Linked DNA regions of Mus musculus: region 2 is linked to region 1. A link is a loop called in an ENCODE intact Hi-C map of the cell type or tissue named here. Cell type or tissue: left cerebral cortex. All regions are shown on one strand. Links, peaks and the distances in the headings refer to the core of each region. The heading gives the core; the rest is flanking DNA.

What was found. Peaks named below come from ENCODE experiments on the same cell type or tissue, not always from the same donor. Only the 100,000 strongest peaks of a DNase experiment are listed, where the experiment ranks them.
Region 2: a loop joins it to region 1, with 1.9 times the contacts of the local background. A loop is called at or near these places in 2 of 42 quality-filtered maps.

The regions. Positions count from the first base shown.
Region 1 is chr1:182,012,319-182,022,896 of GRCm38, forward strand. Enah (ENAH actin regulator) reads right to left here and starts at 7,662. Exons shown (of 15, transcript NM_010135.3): 1 at 7,212-7,662. The coding sequence starts at 7,216. In left cerebral cortex, for the core only: no CTCF peak of the experiment used is centred there; DNase peaks (open chromatin) are centred at 6,308, 6,696, 7,633, 8,361 and 1 more place; H3K4me3 peaks cover 3,247 bases; H3K27ac peaks cover 2,637 bases.
Region 2 is chr1:181,950,297-181,960,874 of GRCm38, forward strand. Enah (ENAH actin regulator) reads right to left here. Exons shown (of 15, transcript NM_010135.3): 3 at 6,098-6,275. Among named protein-coding and RNA genes, the nearest start is that of Enah, 64 kb to the right of the region's middle. In left cerebral cortex, for the core only: no CTCF peak of the experiment used is centred there; no DNase peak of the experiment used is centred there.

The DNA.
Region 1 (10,578 bases), core at 1,635-9,634:
ATTTTTATTCATAACAAGGAAACTAACTGCTGTTAAGTTAGCAGTGATATAAGACTCTAAAACTTGCCCAGGCTTCTCAAAGGCACCAACCACTCTCAAGGTTTCAATCTAAGTACTTGCATAGCTGGCTCCTAAAAAGGACAGCCCAGTGCTATGTCTCAGCCTGTCTTCTTCAAGAAAATAGGAAGATGTCAATGTTAATTCAAAGTAATAAAAGGGCTAGGGGTAAATGTAAGGAACAGATAGGATTCTCTTACGGTACTGTCTATTCTAGTTAAAAAAGAAAAAACACGAATAATAATGATAATCTAACACCTGAGACGTTAGGCTATAACTCAGACACTAGAAAAATTCACCTTCTAATATGTACACAAGGTTGTACCTCTAATACAACAGCATATTCATTGTGTCAAATAGAAGGCACATCCATACTGAAACATTTGCCAAACTCCTCATTCCTCCCTCACTCCTGGCGACCACTGATGTACTAATAGCATCATTCAGTATGTGGCCTTTTGAATCTAGCGTTCATCTCTTAGCATGTTTTCATCCACACAGTAGGATATACAAATACTTCATTATTTTTGATGGTTAAATATTTTTTGAATTTTAAGGGTATACCACATTTTGATCATTCGTTCAACTTACTGGCAATCAGGTACCCTGATTTGAATAATGGTGCTATGAACATCTGTATGCAAGCTTTTAGGTAGACATGTTTTCATCTCTCTGCCTCTATTGTGAAATTACTGAATCAAATAATTCTGAATTTAAATTTTTGAGGAACTGCTAAAGTTTTCTAAAGCAGCTTAACATTTATACGGCTTTTCAAATTCTTAGCATAAACTTATAAGATGTTAGACTTTCCTAGAAAGAGGATTTATTCCTTCTTATCAAGGCCATTTTGTGTACCAAGTGTTATGCCAGACAGAGCCTTATTTAATTTTTCTAACAATTCTGCAAGGTAAACATTACTACAACTTTACAGAAGAAATACAAATCAATAGTTTACAATACTTACAAACCAGTGAGTAAATATCAAATCTAGAATCTGAATCTGGAATTGACTTCAAAATCTGTATTCTTTATATCATGCCATTTTCACACCGTATCATTTACTCAACCCTTAGATACATATACATTTGTTTCACATCAAAAGGAGTCTTCAGGAAAGTTGTATGTTGAGTTAAAATTGTTATGGAAGCTTCCCAATATGAATATATTTCTGGAAATCCAAGTGACTTAGGTATATTACCTCCCCCATACATACTTTCTTTAGTAGATTATTTCTGTAGTTACATTTTAAAAGGCCTATCTAGGATTAGTACAAGCATTAGAGATTACCTTTTTTCCACCAACATGCAAGTATGTTCTGCTATTTAGACTGAATTGCGTCCTCCCAATTTATATTGTTGATGGCCTGAATTTTTGAGGAACTTCTAAAGTTTTCTAAAGCAGCTTAACACTTTACATGGCTTTTCAAATTCTTAGCATAAGCTTGTAAGATGTTAGATGTTCCTAGAAATAGAGGATTCATTCTTTCTTACCAAGTCCATTTTGTGTGCCAAGTGTAACTCATTTGGAGATAGAGCTTTTAGGAGGGAACTACAGTTAAGTGACCTCTAAGACAATGAGATTGATGGCTTTTTAAGGAAGAAAAAAAATCTCTATCCATCCCTAACCCTAGTCTCATCCCCCAAATGACAACAAAGAACCCTCACCAGGCCCCACTGGCCCTAAACTTCCCCTCTCCAGCTTTGAGAAAATAATTCTTCTGTCGAGAACATCATAAACTACCAAACTGGTATCTCAAGCACTGAGATACAGAAACAAGCTGAACCAAGAGATTCATAAGTCAGTTGCTCAAATTCAAATCTCTGATCAGACACTAAAAAAAACAGAATTATTCTTCCATTAATTTAGTATTTTACAATGAAGTCAAAGAAATATGGTCCAAAGAGCTCTGGAGATAAACAAACCTGATTCTGAGGCCCTGGCTGCTTCTGAGCTTTGGTATCGTGTGAGATACAAATTCTACATCCATTCTTGTAGTAGTAGTAGTGCTGCTGGTTTTTGTTTAAGTAACTTTATTAATACCGGTACCTGAAAATACTATACATCCTACCAGAGCTGTACCCAGTACAGCTCTAGAATGTTACAGGCACTCCAAAGCTGTGGCTGTGACTGTCAGTACGGAAGGTTCTAAAGGATTCTAAGAGAATGCCAGTCAGAGGCACACACACAGTATGCCGAGTGGTTTGCTGGTAACTTGAATATGAAGATACAGAACCTTGGGCTAGTGGAGGACTTGAGAGTAGACTATTAGATCCTTTACAACTTAGGGTGGGGTAAAAAAAGGCAGTTTGGGACTACTAAGCTGTTACAAGGAAGCCTCTTTGCTCTTTGTGTTTTTCCATAAAGCAAAGTTCTGAAGCTTATGTTTAGAGGCATCTCCTGTGGTACCTCAACTCAGTTATCTTTATAGCCTTTACTTCTTCTCAATTCAATCAGTTTCAAAGAAGAGGTTGGGGGAGAAGAAACATAAGGGCCTAAGTATTTACCACCCCTTGACCCCATAAAACTAGCATCTCCTTTTCCAAATACCTCCTTACTCTCAAAATAAAAGCTGGGTATTCAGAAAGGTACAGTCACCCTGCTCTTAAAGTTGTCTGTAAGATAAAATATTAAAGCAACTAATGTAATTTCTTCTGTACAGCCCAAATAGTACCTGCCTAAGTGCTTTGCTTATTCCAAACCCCTGACTATTACATAAAGTTAAATAAGCTGTATCTACTTATCCATACATATTTTCAAGGTTTATTCACTTAAAAACTATAAAACTGATATTCAAAAACAAACAAAAAAACAACAACAAAAAAAGCAAACAAACAAAAAGAACCCTGAAGATGGCCGGGCAGTGGTGACGCACTCCTTTAATCCCAGCATTAAGGAGGCAGAGGCAGGTGGATCTCTGAGTTTGAAGCCAGCCTGGTCTACACAGTGAGTTTCCAAGACAGCCAGAGTTACATATTTAATAAAAACTGTCCTGAAAAAACAAACACAACAAACAAACAAAACCTGAATATGTAGTTACTTGTAAAATAAATATCTGTGAAAGAGTCACATACCCAACAGCTACAAGCATAAATGGCAAACCATGAAAGTGGAAACTACCATTTGCACCCTTTCCTGGATATGAATCTTGACACTACCACCCTGTGAAAGAATAGGATTACTTTTTACCAATATGCTCAATTAACAAGACAGAATTCTCTGTCCCTTCACTGTACCTGTATATGTATTTTAAATTCATCATTACTATAAATTAAGGTAGCAAAACCATAAAAAAAACTTCAAAGACTAAACATATACACAGAAAGAAAACGGAAAAGAAAACAGTTTCCTCACCTAACCTGTAAGGCTGGGCATAGAACAGTTTAATAAGTAGCCTTCCTGAAACCACTCTCTGGACCCATGTGTCAAGCAAACATTACTAATGAATACATGGCATTCTTCCTCAATCCAGCAGAAATGTATCATTGCCCTTATCTGCATGTTAGCCACAACCTACTGGACCACATCAGCAAAGGGCAACGTAGCTGACATCCTTAAATAAGGTCAACAGTGAAGCAAATTGCCCAAAAGTTTTGTACAACTAGTCTAAAAGAAGTTTGCGTCTTAAAACAAGGGAAGCACACAAAGCACCTTCTATGTTTGGTCCTCACAACCGGGTGAAGAGTCACCTAGGTATGTGCTGGGGCACAGACGAGCTCTGTTGGCAGAATGTTTATCCAGCAAGCCCTGGGTAGAATCCCCAATACAGCATAGAGCTGTGGATGCCATCTCAAGTCTGTAATCCTACCATTCTGGTGGTGAAGACAGGAGAATCAGAATTAAGGTCATTCTCAGTTATACAATAGAGTCACAGGCCAGCATAAAATACATGAGCTCTGTCTCAAAAAGCAAATAAATAAACTACATACAGCTTTATATATCTATACTGATATATATGTGTATGTGTGTGTATATATATATATATATATATATATATATATATATATATATACACACACACACACATATATCGTAAAGCTGTGTGCTGTGTCTGTGAAATTATATGCTTAGTCAAGGTCACTCAGTAAGTAGCTTTGGCCGAATCCTCATAACCACACTTTGCCTTTTTTATATGAGAAACTCTGAGTATCTAGCATTACAGTAGCCAAGGTCATACACTATGGCACAAAAATGCCAATCTAAAATGTTCTGAGCTCTTCCTAGAAACCAGACTATAGGGAACTATTTTAATAATAAGTTCTTCTTTCTCTTTAAAAAAAGAAAGACATAAAATTTTGAGTGATCAACTAGTTTTTAAAAGATACCATCCCAGCCGGGTGTGGCGGCGCACACCTTTAATCCCAGCACTTGGGAGGCAGAGGCAGGCGGATTTCTGAGTTCGAGGCCAGCCTGGTCTACAAAGTGAGTTCCAGGACAGGCAGGGCTATACAAAGAAACCCTGTTTCAAAAAACCAAAAAAATAAAAATTAAAAAAAAAAATACCATCCCATACATACTTCAATCATAAAGAATCTTCCATGCTTCTAATACATGACAAGAAAAACAGTACAGAACCAAACTCAACAGGCTACTACAGATACCAGTTTGGTATTTTTTGGCCTGTAGCTTTTCCCCCCTCAACTGGTTCACTGTCCTTTGTAAATCCTAGACCACTTGTTATTACTGCTCACCTCTAATCAAGATCTAATAACTCTATACACAGCACTTTACATGTAGATTGTGTCTTTAGACTTTCAGGAACGCACAGTTGCCTACTGTATAAGAGTACACTATGTGACAAAACACACTGTTCCTAAACTTAAAACATCTGAGAGATCTTACCACAAATACTCAATTCTGTAAGATACTTACTGCCTCAGAGTTCCGACCAACTTAATGGAAATGCCCTCTTCAATATCTCTGTTTCTGGGTTGGGGGATCTGGGGGGGGGGGGGTTGTCATTCCATGAAAAGGTTAACTTTTAGTTCCTACAGCATCTGAGGTTACCTCAGACCAAACCACCCTACCCTCACCCTCTTAGGAACTGCTCAAGAGCGACTCTACAAAGCCCTTCAAAGTGAAAAACTAGCTGATCCTCTTTTCTGCTCTTAAATTATTCAAAATCAGCCTACAAAGAATTACTGTAGACTGCGCAAACTCCTCAGACCTGGGGGGAATGTTCTGTATTTACACCACTGGGAAAACGTCAGTGTGATTTCTCTATCTCTACAGCTAGTAAGAAATATGGCAAGAAAACAGCTTTCAAAGCATTAGTTATATTTCGCTAGAAGCTAGAACTTCTAAGTCCAGACATAACTTACTGAGACAGTGTATGATTTAAGTTTTACTAAATACTTCAAACTTGAATATATTTTGTTCACAAGCTTTCAAATAGCTTTGATCAAATGTTAAAATACCCTGCTTTATTTTGTCCTTTTAATGTTTTAAGAAAATTATTGCAAGTCTGAAAAAAAAAAACCAAAAAACTACTAACTACTAACTTGTTGGGCAAGACCTATATAGCATTATGTCACTAAAGTACAATCAACAGTATGTAATATTACCTGACAGAACAGTCATGTTTTTTAACAGTTCCTGAATTTTCAAGGCCACCAGTAGCTTAGCAAAAATGCACAAAAATATAACAGGTTTCTCAACTTGCATTTTACAAAGATTAATCTTGATTTCTATGCCATTAATTACTTTTTAAACATTTGAAATAAGTTGTATGAAATCACCCAGGAAAAGGGGTCACTTGGCAAAAATCTAACACTAACATAAAGATCTGTCACCCAGAATCAGAAAAATTCATAGTAAGCTTAAGTAAACACAGCACAAAAATATACTTAAAATTGTAACGGGTCTGTGTTCAACCCTGATTTTTTTTTTTTTTTTTGAGGAGGGGGATATAAAAGCTAAAGTTTCAAACAGAAATAAGGGGGGAAATTCCAATGACAAGATTTTCAGGCCAAAGAGAAGGAATTTGAAGATATTATTCAAATCTCATTTCATTACATTATAAAGGTCTTGGCAACCGTCGGCCATTAATCTTTAACACAAAGGAGATTCAAATCCAAATGAACTGAAAGACTATCTCGGGAGGGAGGAAGAAACGGAGGAATTTACTTCATCCACAATTGTTTAACCTAAAAGGGAGGCCTTTAAGGATGAGTACGCAAAATGCATCAGCCTTCAGTCTACGAGGTCCTATTTCTCACTAAGTCTTGCACCAATCCAAAAGCGGGAGGTTATGGACACAAAACAACCTTAGGAAAGGCTTGGGGTGGGTGGTCGCCAATGAGTGACACACCACATCATGGTTTATTCTCCTACACAACTGGAGAGACAAAAATTAAAAAACATCACACCATATGTTTCACCGTATCAATCAAAAAGCATTTCACCACGGTACATCCAAGACTTTCCTTTGGGGCTGAAAAATAAATAAATAATTGTATTGATTACAGAGGAAGGGAAACGCGGCCGCTTCTGCTGCAATGCAACACAGGCTGCTACGAACCGGAGAGAAGGGCTTTCCAAACAAAACCCTCCCCCGCCCGGGCTTACAAACCTCAACCAACTTATCCCAGCCTCACACTGTCCCCCGCCAGAGGAAACCTAGTAAATGCTCTCCCTTCCCCCACCATCGAGAAATGTTCACCTTTCCCCGCTCCTCCGCTTTACCCCTACCAGAGGCACTTTATTCCCCGCAGAGATTTCAAACCTTCCAAACTTTCCTCCCCACCCCCCTTTTAATTAAACACTAGAGCTTTGTACTAAAAGTGCAGAGAATTTTTACAGATGTACGGAAAATACCTGTTTCTCGGCAACGAGCACGCTACGACTACCGAGCCCCTCCCCATCTCCTGGGTTTCGTTAACCCAGGCTGGGGGAGGGAGGGAGGGAGCTGGCATATTGAATTGAGGAAGGGAAATCCTGGGTAAAAGAAGAGCATCGGAGGGGGACACCGGGAGGAGCCCCCTCCCCCAAATCAGAGCGGCTGGGCAGGGCAGCTGGACCGGAGAAACCCGAAGGGACAAAAGGGAGCGAGAAAGAGCCGGGAGAGCCGAGCCGGCGCCGCGGGCCGGGGCAGGCGGGTCCGCGCAGAGCGGTCGCGGCGCCGCGGCACAATGGCTGGCGGCCCGCGCGCCCCTCACCTCATGGTGCCGGCGGCGCCGAGGCTTCCCCGGCGCGGGAGCCGCCGAGCGGAGGGTCTCTTCTCAGGCGGGGAGGCGGACGCCGCGGGGACGCGCGAGCAGAGGCGGCTCCGGCTCCGGCGGCCGGGCTACACCATCTCCGCGCGCAGAGGCGAGGCGCCGGCCCGCCGAGCGCGAGCGACCACGGGCTGGGGACGGGGCACGGGGCCGAGGCGCCGAGCGGGTCCCCGGCGGCCGCCGCCTCCTCCGCCTGCGTCGCCGCCTCCTCCCCGCCGAGCCTCGTCCGCCGCTTCAGACGGGAGCCGCCGGGGCCGCGCGCCCGTCCGTCCGTCCGTCCGTCCGCCCGCCCGCCGCTCCAGAGGCCGCTCCGAGCGCGCCGCCGTCACCGCCGCCGCCGAGGCCGTGAGGAACCGGCAGCTGCTGCAGCCGCGGGAGGAGAGCCGGGCTCGCCGCGGGGCGCCGGGGGCGGGGCGGCGGAGGAGCACGCAGGCGCCGCCCTCCTCCCGCCGCCCCCGCCGCTCCCGCTTCGCCCGCTCCCCTCCCCCTCCCTCCCGGGGCGAGGGGCGTTGCGCACGAGGGGGCTGCGGGGCGGCGGCCGAGGCGAGGCGGCGGTGCGGCCACGGCCCTTTGTTGCCGCCCACCCGGCTCCGCGCCCCCCGCGGTCGGAGGGGGGCTCGGCGCCCGCTCTGCCCTTGACCGCGCTCTCCTGCCGCGGCCTTCCCGCAGCCCGGAGGCTGAGGTGAGGAGCGAACCGCGGTGGGGGGGTTGGGGGGGGCGTGACGAGCCGGGCGCGATCGCGGAGAGGACCAGGGCGCGCGGGCCGGCATCCCCCTCTGCGCGTCCCCGCCGCGATGTGATTCCCTCCCACCCACCCCCACCCGTGGGATGTAGGCGGGATGTAGGAGAGTTCCGAACACGCAAAACGTGGCCATCGTCGTCCCCCGGATTCCCGAGGACCCCCGAGCGTGCTGGACCTGGGGATCCGGCCGACGCGCGCACAGTACTGGGATGACTGCACAAACACACGCGCGCATAAACGCGCACACACACACACACACAGCTAACGCATCGGTGTCGGGAAACGCGGTGGCCCGAGGCACGCGGAACCCTGTGCAGCCGCGAGAGACGCAGCCCGTGGAACCCTTTCTGTCGTCACCAGCTGAAAGGGAATCCCGGCCGGGGGCGGGGAGGGATGGAAACTGAGGATAATTTTAAATGCTCTGTCTTTCACCTAGTCTGGAGCTCACCTCCTTGAGAAGGTAGATAGAAAATACTAACGCAGCGAATGGTTTAGTCAGATGGTGCAGGAGGCCTCTGAGAAGCCCGAATTTGGGGCGGGGGGTGTAGAATGAAAAACAGCAAATCCAATGATCTAATAAAATTTTTTAAAAACTGAGAGCCCGCTTTCGTGCGCAGTATACAGATGCCTAGACTAGGTTAGAAAGGGTTTTTGCAGCTACCCGATTTCTATTACATCCAAAATGGAGGACCTAGCAATACTGCAGGAATCCATTCAAAAGTTTGATGTTCCATATAAAATGAGCTGCGGTTCTAAAGATACTTATGAAAGCTGGCATTCTGGGCACTTTCAAATGACAAGCTAACGTATCCTATCCATCCTTGGTCAATGCCTGAATTGTCTGGAGAACAGTTTAACCTGTTTTAACTATGAAAAGCCTCCTGGTTTCAGAGCTCAACAAAGGCGGTTTGCTTTTTGGAAGGAAGCCCTGCAAGAAGCAGTGACCTAGAGCTGTGGCACAGGACCAGGGTGGCCTCGGGTAGTAAAAAGCACGGTGCCTCTGCTCTAAACATGGTGTACTTGAAGAACACTAATTTCCACCCACATAGCTAATTACAGCTTGCCATCACAGAGCATTTTATTCAAGGATCTCCAAGGACTGAAGAGAAAACAGCCCTGTCAGCCAAATGTCCTTGTTGCCCATATTACGAGAAGAGACAGAAATATACATCTCAAACAACCTCGTGTGTTATTAGTACAATAGCCGTGATTAGAAAAACATCTCAGCTCTGAGGTGCACTGCCTTTGTATAAAGGGCATCTGTATAAAATGCTTGCACCTCAAGTATTCAACAAGTTAACTAATGTCTAGAAAGAGGAAAAAAAGCACTAATGCCTATTGAATCTTCTTGGGGAAAGAATTAAGACACATTCAGCCAGAAGTCACCCCAGCTCTCCTTAGTTCATTCATACCAATATAGTAAGTACAACAGAGCTTAGGTTTCAGATAAAAGCCTTACCACCACCAGAAGAGGTGGAGATACTGCTGTAATGACTCAAACTATCTCTTGTCAGAGACAAGAAACACCAATAAAAATTCCTTGCGAATGACATCATAACCTGCTTCTCATTTTTGCTAGCTAATCCCATCCTGATCTAACGAAATCACCATCATCTTTATGCTAACAGCTGATGTCCCCATGGTATGAGTACCAAATTAAGTGATCCAAGAGGAAAATGCTATTCTTGTTTTCTGTGTTTATTAAAAATGTACCAGCCAAGAATGTTGGCTGCCTACACCCATTTCCATTCTTTTTAATGGCAGCTTGCCAGCTCACAAGTTGGTCACACCATTGCCTTCGGATTTAGATCTTGCATTGGCCAGCCTGACCTCCAAAGGTCATTTTGTGGAAAGACGGTTTGTTCGCTCTAACAAAATGTTACTTCTTGTTCATATTTGGTCTAACATTGAAAGGACAAAATGGAAACTTGAGCTAGAAACAAGACTAATTCTGGTCACGTGGGAAACTTCAATGGACTGTGTTACTATATAGAATGAAAGAATTTTAGAGGGGAGATATCTTAAGTCATTCAGTCATTTAGAAGAAGAATGTGAAATCGGATAGGTTAAGTAACTTGCCCATTGCCTCATAGTGCCTTTGTAGTAGAACTGAAACTCAAACCCAGGATTTCCATCTCTTGGTACCTTGTTGTTCCTCCCACATCATACTGACTTCCCACAGCTGATTCTCTCCTCATAAACCTAAACTTTTGCTTAAAAATAAAGTTGGCGTGACTGAATCATTGAAGTCTTTGAAATGATCTCAGCTCCATACTATACTCGAACACAGTGCCAGGACCAACACGTAGGGACCTGATGTTTGAAAGGTGAATGGAAGAATGAATCAGTGAGTGAATAGACAGCTCCCCTAAGATATGGAAGACACTATTCAGAAGAAATGCATGTGTGTGTTGTGCACATGCATGTGCTAGGGATCTAACCCTGCTTTCACATGCTAAGCTAGGTGTTCTCAACCACTAGCTACGTTCCCACCTCGAACTTCCTTCCTAACACAGTAGAGCTCAACTTTCTCTCTCTGAGATGTTTTACCCCAGCTTGGTGTAGCAG
Region 2 (10,578 bases), core at 1,628-9,627, 62 kb before region 1:
AAATAAAGCCTTTGATGTTTGGTTTCACAAAAGACAACAGGATTATTTATTCTCTCGGCATTCAGTTTGTCATTCTGGTTATGCATACAGAAAGGAACTTTTCTACATAGCACTTTGTAGAGGTACGAACAGGAGCTCCCCTCAAGCATCCTTGAGCCACATTTACTGAATCCCTAAGTAAGGGTTTTAAGCTCAAATTATGAATTCTACCTCTGGTTTAACAAAGGAGGAGACCATGGTTAAGAAGCAAAACTGCAGAGCGATCTTGGTGACGATAGTCTACACACTATTAAATGGGTTACCTGCTATTACTTTTTAATGACCGAGAAGAGCTAGATAGGAAATGATTTCAAATGTCAATACAAATGCTAAAAGCTAAAGCCGAACTGAACAAATGATAGCAGTAGCTTTAAGTGGTTCTAGAAACCGGTCACTTTCTTGCCCCAATTCCAGCTCACAACTCAACACATTCTTGTGGGTCAACAGGAGGACCAAGAAAACAGGGCAAGAGTAGGACTAAGGGAAACCCAGAAGAGCGATCTAGAGACAGGTCGTCCAGTGCCGCCACCCAATCGCTCTCTTTCAGAATGAGAACTTACTCGCCCAAATCACTTTCGGATTGAAAACGTTTGTCACACTGAACAAAAATTTAGGCTTTGAGGTATAAGAGAGGGAACAGAAAATGAAAGTTTGATTCGGTAGTTCCTGTTCTTTTTCAAAAGCTAGAAATTCTCATTCTCTCTCTCCCTCCCCCCAAAGATCCATTTATTTATCTTTTATCTGAATTTTGAAATAAGATCTTAAGATCTACTGTCTGGCTGTAGGTCCTAGGGCGAGCCAATCTACTGACCTTGAGCCCAAATCTTACTTCTAAAACAATATCACTAAACTCACAGGGTTTCTATAAAAATTGCCAGTGAGGTTTATCCTAGAAGAGGATCAGAAGCACCACAGGTAAGCGATGAAGCCCGGCCTCAAACTGCAGCAGTGACAAAATGAGGGCATCAGCAGACCGCTGGACAGTGACATGTCAAAGAGCAGGTGAGCCAGAGGACATTATGGATAAAACTTTGAGATGATAAGCTTAGTATTGTTCATATTAATCTCAGCAGCTACAAGACTACACAAATTAAAACTGCCACTGGCGACAAAGTAGTCGAGGGTGTGGCACAGTGGAGCATGACTTTAACCCCAACAAAGGAAGTAACGGGCAGGAGGATCTCTGAGTTCAGAGCCAGGGCTTTTTTCATAGGGGAGTTCCAGGACAGCCAGGGTTATACAGAGACTCTGCTTCAAAACAAACAAACAAAGCCCCCAACCAAACAAAAAAACAAAAAGAAAACAAAAACAAAAAATTCCAAGAATTTGAGATATTTGGGGGTTTTGAAAATCCTACCAATTCCAAGCATAACAAAGACAGCACATAATGCTGAGAATAACGCTAAGGCTCAAGGAAGTAACATTTGCCAAGTTTATGTTAAAAAATTAATAGAACCAAAATTTATTATAAATCTGATGAAAACTTTAACCATAGAAAGGTTATCTCTCGCTCTGTTCTTTCACAATAGTTAAAAAACAAACCAACAAACTCAGTCCTTAGTTAATAGTAAAAAATATTTTGAGGTTTTTCTTTTGGTAAGCTATGTTTAATCATGGTTGAACAAAACCAGAATAATCTAACTAGCATGACATTTTCTTTCTTTAAAATGAATTTAAAGACATATTTCCTATTTTCAAACAATTTAAACCATGTACAAAAATGCAACAAGGCTGTGCAAATTCACCTCAACCAGCCATCAACAGGACTGGCATTGTAGCTTACATAAGCCACAGCTATTATCTACAAAAGCCTATAAATATACTTGATAAGCAAATATAGAAATAAAGATTGTTGTTTGGTCTATAGAATACATTAATTTAAACTGAGACAACTTCCATAGGTGAGAAGGAAAGTTATACTGTAGCATTTGGTATAAAAGCAGGAGCACTAATTCATCGCCTTTAAAAAAAATGATAGAACATGTGATTCCTGTTTTTTTTTTAAATTCCAAATATAACACACTGTATTTAGCACCTCCTGTACTTTCCAGTATATTAGATAATTGCATACCATGTTAAAAACAAAATAAAGGAAAACATTCCTGCCACCCACCTTTTCATAAAAAAACTGAAAATATGAAACACACACATATATGCAAGTACAGCTTGTAAAGGTTAGAATGACGAGTCCAAAACACTGCATTCTTTTTCTTTAAAAAAAAAAAATAAATAAAAAAAAAAAGAGGGCTTTGAAAAATGGCAGCCAAAAAGGGAGAAAGAACTGTAGAATCACTGGCTCAAGCAGAAGAGAGCACAGAGCTAAACCATGCGGTGGAGAGCTATGCAGACCCTCAGTGGCTGTGATCCCTGCCCCACATTAATCAGAGGACATCCCCTTGCCACCTCTTCCGGACTTTTGGTCCATTTGTACTGAGCTGCAGAAAGATTCTGTTTGAACGAAGATGTCCATGACCTTTAAGTCTGAGAATCACTAAGGATTTACTGATAATGGTAATGGCAGATCCTCAAGTTAACAGTATACATAAGAAAAATAAGACCAGTAACAGTGAGTATGGGGCATGGCTTTATAAAGTGGTAAACCAGGCTGAGGATGTAGTTGGTGGTAGAGTGCTTGCCCAGCATGTGCAAGGCCCTGGATTCAGTTCAACTCCTAGCACCAAGGAAGGAAGGAAGGAAGGAAGAAAGGAAGGGAGAGCGAGCGAATGAGAAGGAAGAAGGAAAGGCAGAAAGAAGGAAGAAAAATGGCAGTACAAGAGTAAAAACTAAGAGGGTGATAGAGAGCTGGAGAGATGGTTCAGTGGTTAAGAAAACTGACTGCTCTTTCTTTAAGAGGTCCTGAGTTCAATTCCCAGAAACCACATGGTGGCTCACAACCATCTGTAATGAGATCCGATGCCCTCTTCTGGTGTGTCTGAAGCAGCAGTGTGCTCATATAAATAAAAATTAAATAAAAAAAAGAGGGTAATGGAGATTAGTATGGTCAAAGTATATTATGTGTATTATGAAAATATCAACATCACTCAATCCATTATTCGGTACAGTTAATATATACTAATAAAAACTTGAAAGAGACAAAAATCTGTGAATCAGGCAGATGGATGTACATAACAGCTCTACCTTCATGAATATATTTGTTCTTTTGCTTCTGGTCAAGTGTGTTGGGCTACTGTTTGCAAAAGAGTCAAGCTTTCCAAAAGCTTGCATACAGAAGATGATTTTAAAAATTACACACACAGGCACACAGACACACACACATATGGCTGTGAACTAAAAGCAAATTGCTTTGGCAAGGAAAGACAAGACCATGATAGTATTCAGAATTACTGAGTGTGTTTGATTAGGTGGATGGGAGGGGTCAGCACAACAACAATAGGTACAGGACAAACCACCCCTACAGTGAGAATCTGAATAAGAAAGGCATCCCTTCCCAAGGAGGACTCTCCAGGTCCTTTTCCTTGAGACAGGGGCTCCTGTAGCTCTGGCTGGCCTTGAAGTCACAGAGACCCACCTTCTTTGGCCTAGCAAGTGCTGGGATTAAAGGCATACACCACCAGATGACAATTAAGGAATTTTTTTTTAAGATTTATTTATTTTATGTATAGGAGTGCTCTGTCAGTATATATGCCTGCATGCCAGATGAGGGCATCAGATTCCAGTATTATAAACTACCATGTGGTCGTTGGAAGAGACAGTGCTCTTAACTACTGAGCCATCTCTCCAGGCACTCACTAGATTCTTAAAAAAATTTCCCCATATTTCTGCTTCAAAGACAATGTCATCAAAATTCAGGTATTTACAAAGGAAAGTAATTCCGTAAATAAATACATCATGCTATGTACAAATGAACTATTTTAATGCTTTGTTTTTTGAATGAACAAAATAGAACCAAGAACTTCGCTGCCAGTGACTTACTTGGTCCATGACAAAGATAACTAACTTCAACCATTTTGTACACTACAATTGAAAACATGAAAGAGAAGAGACAATGTATTGTCAAACTTACCCATAACAATAATCCTATATACTGTACACACCAAAAATGCTTCTATAGCAAATAAAACCATTAATTTTCACTTGTAAAACTTTATGAGTCAAAACTATTTTTTAATGTTTATTATTCTGTAAAAGAATGTAGTTTGAGTCTCTTCATGAAGACTGAATTTCAAACAATCAGGATCAGAATAAAACAAGTTATTGGGCATTGGCATTTGGCAAACAAACTAATATTATTCACTGGTAAGAACAATAGTTTCAACTTGGTAATAACAAGACAAAACCACCATTAACAATAATTTGAACTATGCTAAGTGACATTTAGTTCTAAACTGTATCCCCATTTGAAAACTGAGAAATGAAAATGGTCATAGGTTCCAAACACAGGAACAGAAGCTGCTACACACACACACACACACACACACACACACACACACACACACACACACACGCTTTAAATTACGTAACTGGCCTATTTAAGATACAGGAATTATGATTCTCGCTTGTCTCCTAATTATTACAGTGTAAACTATTCCTATAACATATGCTAATAAAGTCCTATGCTGACAAAGACAGTATAGTTATTAGGAGAAATGATTTACAGGAGACCAGACTTCGCCATCTTGAAGAGGCAAACCAAAGTAAGTCCCAGCAGCTTATTTACTCAAAGGAGATCCAATGAAAACAAATATGTTCCTTACAGATGTTAATTCCCCCTAAAGAAAACTTCATATAAAACAGATAGAGGTACAATGGCACACAGAACCTTCTGCAAGATCTCAAAATGCCTATTCCTCTAAAATTCATTTTTAAAACAGGCAAAGGAGTTAAGATACCTTGAACCTTTCATGCTTCAGAGTAAGATCTATAAATATACCATTTATTATGGATTTTTAGAATTCTATATCATCAAAAAAATATCAATATTTTATCTGGCTGTAATACTCCTCATTAAGCTATATGTGTTTTACACGGAACATTTATATCAATAAAATCACTACCAAACATACAACACAGGAAGGAGTAACTACATTTGTATTTTTTTCATATATAACATTTTCTGATCATAAAATTTATTGCTAATGAGAACCATACATTTGTGTATTTCTTTTTCTGTTTCTTAAACCAAAACAAAATTTAGTATATCTCTGATAATAAGGTTTTGAATACTTGAGCTTTTCAAAGTGAATTATTTCTATTCTTCCTTCTTAGCAACATATAGTTTTAAGAATCCAATTATGGCTTGGACGATGAGGGTGTGCCTCAAATCTTATCAACCTGTGGGTCGCAACTACTTTGGGGGTTGAGGGATTCAACAAAGACCATCAGAAAACACAGATATTTATAGTACAATTTATAACAATAGCAAAATTGCAGTTATGGAATCATTGCATTAGAGCCAAGCATCAGGAGATCATACTCTCAATATAAGTCCCTAGGCTCAGTGGTGGCTTGAAAAGTACATTTTAGAAACCTATGTACTTCTTGATAAAAGGCGAATAATAAAAGGCATAAGAAAATGATTGAAGTTTCAGCTACTTTGGAAAGCAGAAGGCAGGAGGATTGCCTGAAATGAAGAATTTGAGGCTAGCCTGAGCAACACAGAGACCTGGTAGTTTTTACAGCAGGACAAACTAATCTAGATAATTCAAATGAGGCTTTAAAAAAAACTAGACTAATTAAACTCATAGCATTATGCTTCTAGACTATGCTGCTGCTTCTTCTTCTTTTCTTCCTCTCCTCTTTTATTTTTTATTTTTTCCCTTTTTGAGACAGGGTTTCTCTAGATAGCCCTGGCTGGCCTCAAACTCACAGACCCACCTGCCTCTGATTCAAAAATTCTGGGATTAAAGGTATGCGCCACCATGCCCAGATAGACTATAGTTTTAACACAAACAAGTAAGAAAGAGTTCACATTTTTCTAGAAAGTAACAGGAACTATTTAAAATATATATATATGACTTAAAAGCTGAGGAGAAAGTTTTGCTTTAACATATACATAGCATTTCCACTGCAGAGTACTGGGAAAGCACAGACACTTTACCTGCTTCCTGTGAATTTAACACTTCTAAGGCATGCATCATGGCACTTGCGAAGACATTGGCATCCTCTTTGCTGCCAAAGTTGAGACCATACACCTGTCTAGCATCCCTCCATTGGTGGAAAGTCTGTGTAGCTTGATTGTACTTCAGCCCTTTAGGAATGGCACAGTTTATCACAACCTAAAAAACAATTAATTCATTATAAAGCCAGCTAAAAACTGGGAAAATAGAAGTCAGTACAAATCTAGACTGTAGGTATTTATTTAAACATATTCCTAGCAGAGTTTATGAAAACTAGTTGGAACAGTTGCCTAGAATAAAAGCAAGTCTACAGAAGTGAGTCTGAGGGAACTTAAGCCATCGTATGTTCACAAAAGGCCTGCTTCAAAATAATAAATCAAAAACAAAAAAAGCAATGTACTTCATTAAATATACTTTAACTTATTTATTGATAAATTATAAATTGAAAAATGGAATATTAACTGTAAAGTCCCCTTTGGACTTCTCCCATCCAGGCAGAGTATCTATCTCTAATACTACAAATTAGTTTTATAAGATTTGCGATTTGATAAGAACAGCATCACAAAATTCATGTTGGGAAATGTACCTGCCCTCTTTACTCAGATGCATATTTAAGAGTCATCCAGTTATATATCAACCATGGTTTGTTCGCTTTATTGTATAAACTACCAACCTGCCCATTCTTTTGTTTGTTTTGTTTTGTTTTGAGACAGGGTTTCTCTGTGTAGCCCTGGCTGTCCTGAAACTCACTTTGTAGACCAGGCTGTCCTTGAACTCAGAAATCCGCCTGCCTCTGCCTCCCAAGTGCCGGGATTATAGGCGTGCGCCACTACCGCCTGGCTCAACCTGCCCATTCTTTCACTGACATTTTTATTGCCCAGAATCTGTGGCTACTACAAATAATAACATGAACATCCTATTAAACATTTGCTGGTACACACAGTGCACGTTTTTACAGAACATGAACCCATGTTGGACTAGTCGATGTCATAAGTATATTTAACTTTAGTGGAAAACTCCACATAGCTTTCTAAATGTGTCCTATCATTTACAATCCCACAGCAGTATACAAAAGTTTGTATGCTGTGTATATTGTGTAGCACCGCCACTGTTGTGTTGATCTTTCTATATACTTAAAGTAATCCCTAAGTTATATTAGAAGAACACACACAGGCCTGGCACATCTATGGAGGTCAAATGATAGCACTGGTTCTCTGTCCACTTTTAACCACTGAGCCATCTCGCCTGCCCAAGGAAAAATATTTATATGACAAATATCTTGTCCCTGTCTTGCCTATTCAATGTTAATAATATGGTAAGAAGTTCCTTTTCTTTTATTTCAAATTAAAAATGCTTTTCTCTTTTAATGTTTTTGTGTTCTAAGAGATATTTGTCAATGAAAGTTATAAAAATACTACTTCATTTTGTCTTCTGGAAGCTTTCTACTGTTAACCATGAACACCTGCACCCCAGTAAAACGGAAACTGATTTGCAATCTGGTGAGAGGTAGTTCAAGCTTCCTGGGGTTTTTTCTTTGTGTGTCCAAATTATTTTAGCTAAGCTACAGGTTTACCTTTTGTTACAAGTTGAGTTTTTCCCCACTGGTCAGTATAGCTAATATTCGCCCAACAGTAGTGTCTTCTCTATTGCAGTTTTACACTAGGTGCCACCTCCAGACTCTGCCTTCTACTCTGTTCCTCATTACTGCTTTAGATATTTTTGGTCCTTTGTGGAAAGCTGCCATTTATACTTTTAAAACATTGTCAATTCCCAAATTTAAAACTGTACTAAAGCTAAAAAGGCCCATTTGATCACTAATGTCACAAAGCTATCTTTACTTCATGAGTATCATATAGTCCTTACTTGGGCTGACATTAACACTCATTAGTTCTCTATATTGGTATCTTGAACACCTACTAAATTTGCGTGGGATCTGATAAAGTAGTTATTGTTATTGGTTGTGGTCTTAAAATGTCCTCCTTAGGCTCATATTTGAACAACTTGGTTCCCAGCTGCTAACACTGCTTGGCAAAGGTGTAAAGTTTTAGCAGGCTGGGCATTTCTCGAGAAAGTGGTCACTGTACACAAGCCTTGAACATCTACAGCCTGGCTTCACTTCCTGCTCACTTTCTGCTTCCTAGATGGAGATGCAATGTGACCAGACAGATTGTTGTTCCTGCTCCCTCAAGTTGCTTTAGTCAGCATATTTCCTCACAGAATCACCAAAGTAACTAGGACACTATTGGAAACAGTATCTACTTAACCTCTTCATTTTCTAACTCAGAGGAAAACCATTTCTAGACAACCTATCTGGAATATTTATTAAATTTACTTAGTTCTAACCTATTACTAACCCAAGGTTTATTATTAATTCTAACATCCTCTGATTCCCATGATTTATGATCAGATTTTGTTCTATCTAAAAACATAATCACCAACAACTGACTTCTTCATTTCATACTCTTTAATCCCTCTGTTTTATTCCCTTTTTCTTGCTTACCTACTGGCTAGGCATAGAACAATGTTAAAAAAGATGTGGTTCTGGAATGTGGAGCAGCTGGAAGGTGGGGACGGGGAAGGAAATATGGAGTATAAAAAATAAATTAATTTTTTAAAAAATGTGGTTCATACCAAGTATCTTTTGTCTTTTTGCATGATGCTAGCTTCTGAAGGGTGTGGATCTTAAGCTTGTGAATAAAGATACAATGTGAAATATTTATGTTGTGATAAATTTCAGCAGGGACATAAAAGAAACAAATTTGTTGAGAAGATAGGGAAAGTTATAGCTGACTTTAGACAAGGCTAATGCTGTGGCAAGTCACAAAAAAATAGGTATTCATGTACTTTTCACTTCGTTGTGGCCAGGCTAAAAATGAATAGGGCTATATTAATGGAACTACCACCTATATGGAGTTAGGCTGCATGAAACTATAACACAACCTGGCCATATAGCATGCTTTTGTGGTTAGTCATTCCCTAGATAGTTACCATTAAGTGAGAATACATATATTTCTTTTGTTTGTTTATTGGGTTTGAGACAGGTTCTATTATGAAGCCCTGGCTGTCTTGGAATTGGCTATGCAGATCAGGCTGGTCTTGAACTCACAGAGCTCTACCTGCCTCCCAAGTGGTGGGATTAAAGGCACGTACCACCACACCAGATTGTATTTCTTATTTTTAAAGATCAAAGTTATTTTTCTCAAAGGTTAGATGATTGAGAGAATTGATTCCTGTTTTGTTTTGAAGATAGGATCTCTCTGTCTCACACACACACACACACACACACACACACACACGCACGCGCACACACACACACACACACGCGCGCGCGCGCACGCGCACACACACACACACACATACACACACACGCGCGCGCACGCACGCACACACACACACACACACACACACACACACACACACACAGTGAGAGAGAGAGATACTGTGTCACCATTGGCAGATTTTAAAAGTTTCATATTTTAAAAGCAAAGTAATCATCTACCTACTATAATTTCAATTCTATTAATATCTTTCTCAGCCTTTTCTTACAGCTCTTAGCTTGAAATGTTAAGAAGGTTCAACAGGGGGCTGGAGACAGTAAAAACTATTGGCTGCTCTTCTAGACAACTGGGATTCAGTTCCCAGGATCCACATAGTGGCTCACAACCATCCAGTACCAGGGAGTCAGATGCCATTCTCTGGCTTCCACATTTGATTCAGGCATGCATAGGCAAGATTCATGCATGTAAAAACAAGGGGAAAAGAGTTCAATGATTTTTTATTTGTATCCTGGGCAGCATCTGACATGCCTTTAACCTGAGGGACCACTCAGCAGGGGAACAGATAAAAAGGAAGCAGACACCATAGCTCAGCTACTGACAAGCAGTGATACGTGGATTTTTTGGTAGAGAAACAGGAGATCAGAGGCTGTGTCTGGACAGTGAGGAAAGTGAGAGAAAAAGGAGAGCTAGGGAGGAGGGGGGCACACAACAGAGAAGAGGTGAACTAATTTCTGTAGACTAACCCACAACTATGACAGTTTCTCATCAGAGAGCACTGCACTTTTAATCAGGTGTCTAAAGAACCCCACTGCCCCTGCTATCAGCATTAGTCAATAAGTTATGTAAGGGAGACTGCGGTTTCTATTTCTCAGGCAAACAGTCTCCTCAGTAAAAAGAGAAGGATTTTTCTCTGTGTCCTCTTTTTATGAGACACAGCCTCTTGGAGTCCCAATTTTTGCAGAAGAACCAGTTTCAATGCCCATTCCTTTCAAGCATGCGTGACGATTATAAATTCCTAGCTATTACCAGTTGACAAACAAACTTAAAATTCAGGGTTACTGCAGCATCTGTTTACATTACAGCTTACTGGAAAAGTACAGCTCTAACTCTCTCCGAGCAAGAACTCACAGGGCACCAAATAGAATCTAAGTATATTTTCCCTGCACTTTGTAGCAGGGTGGTTT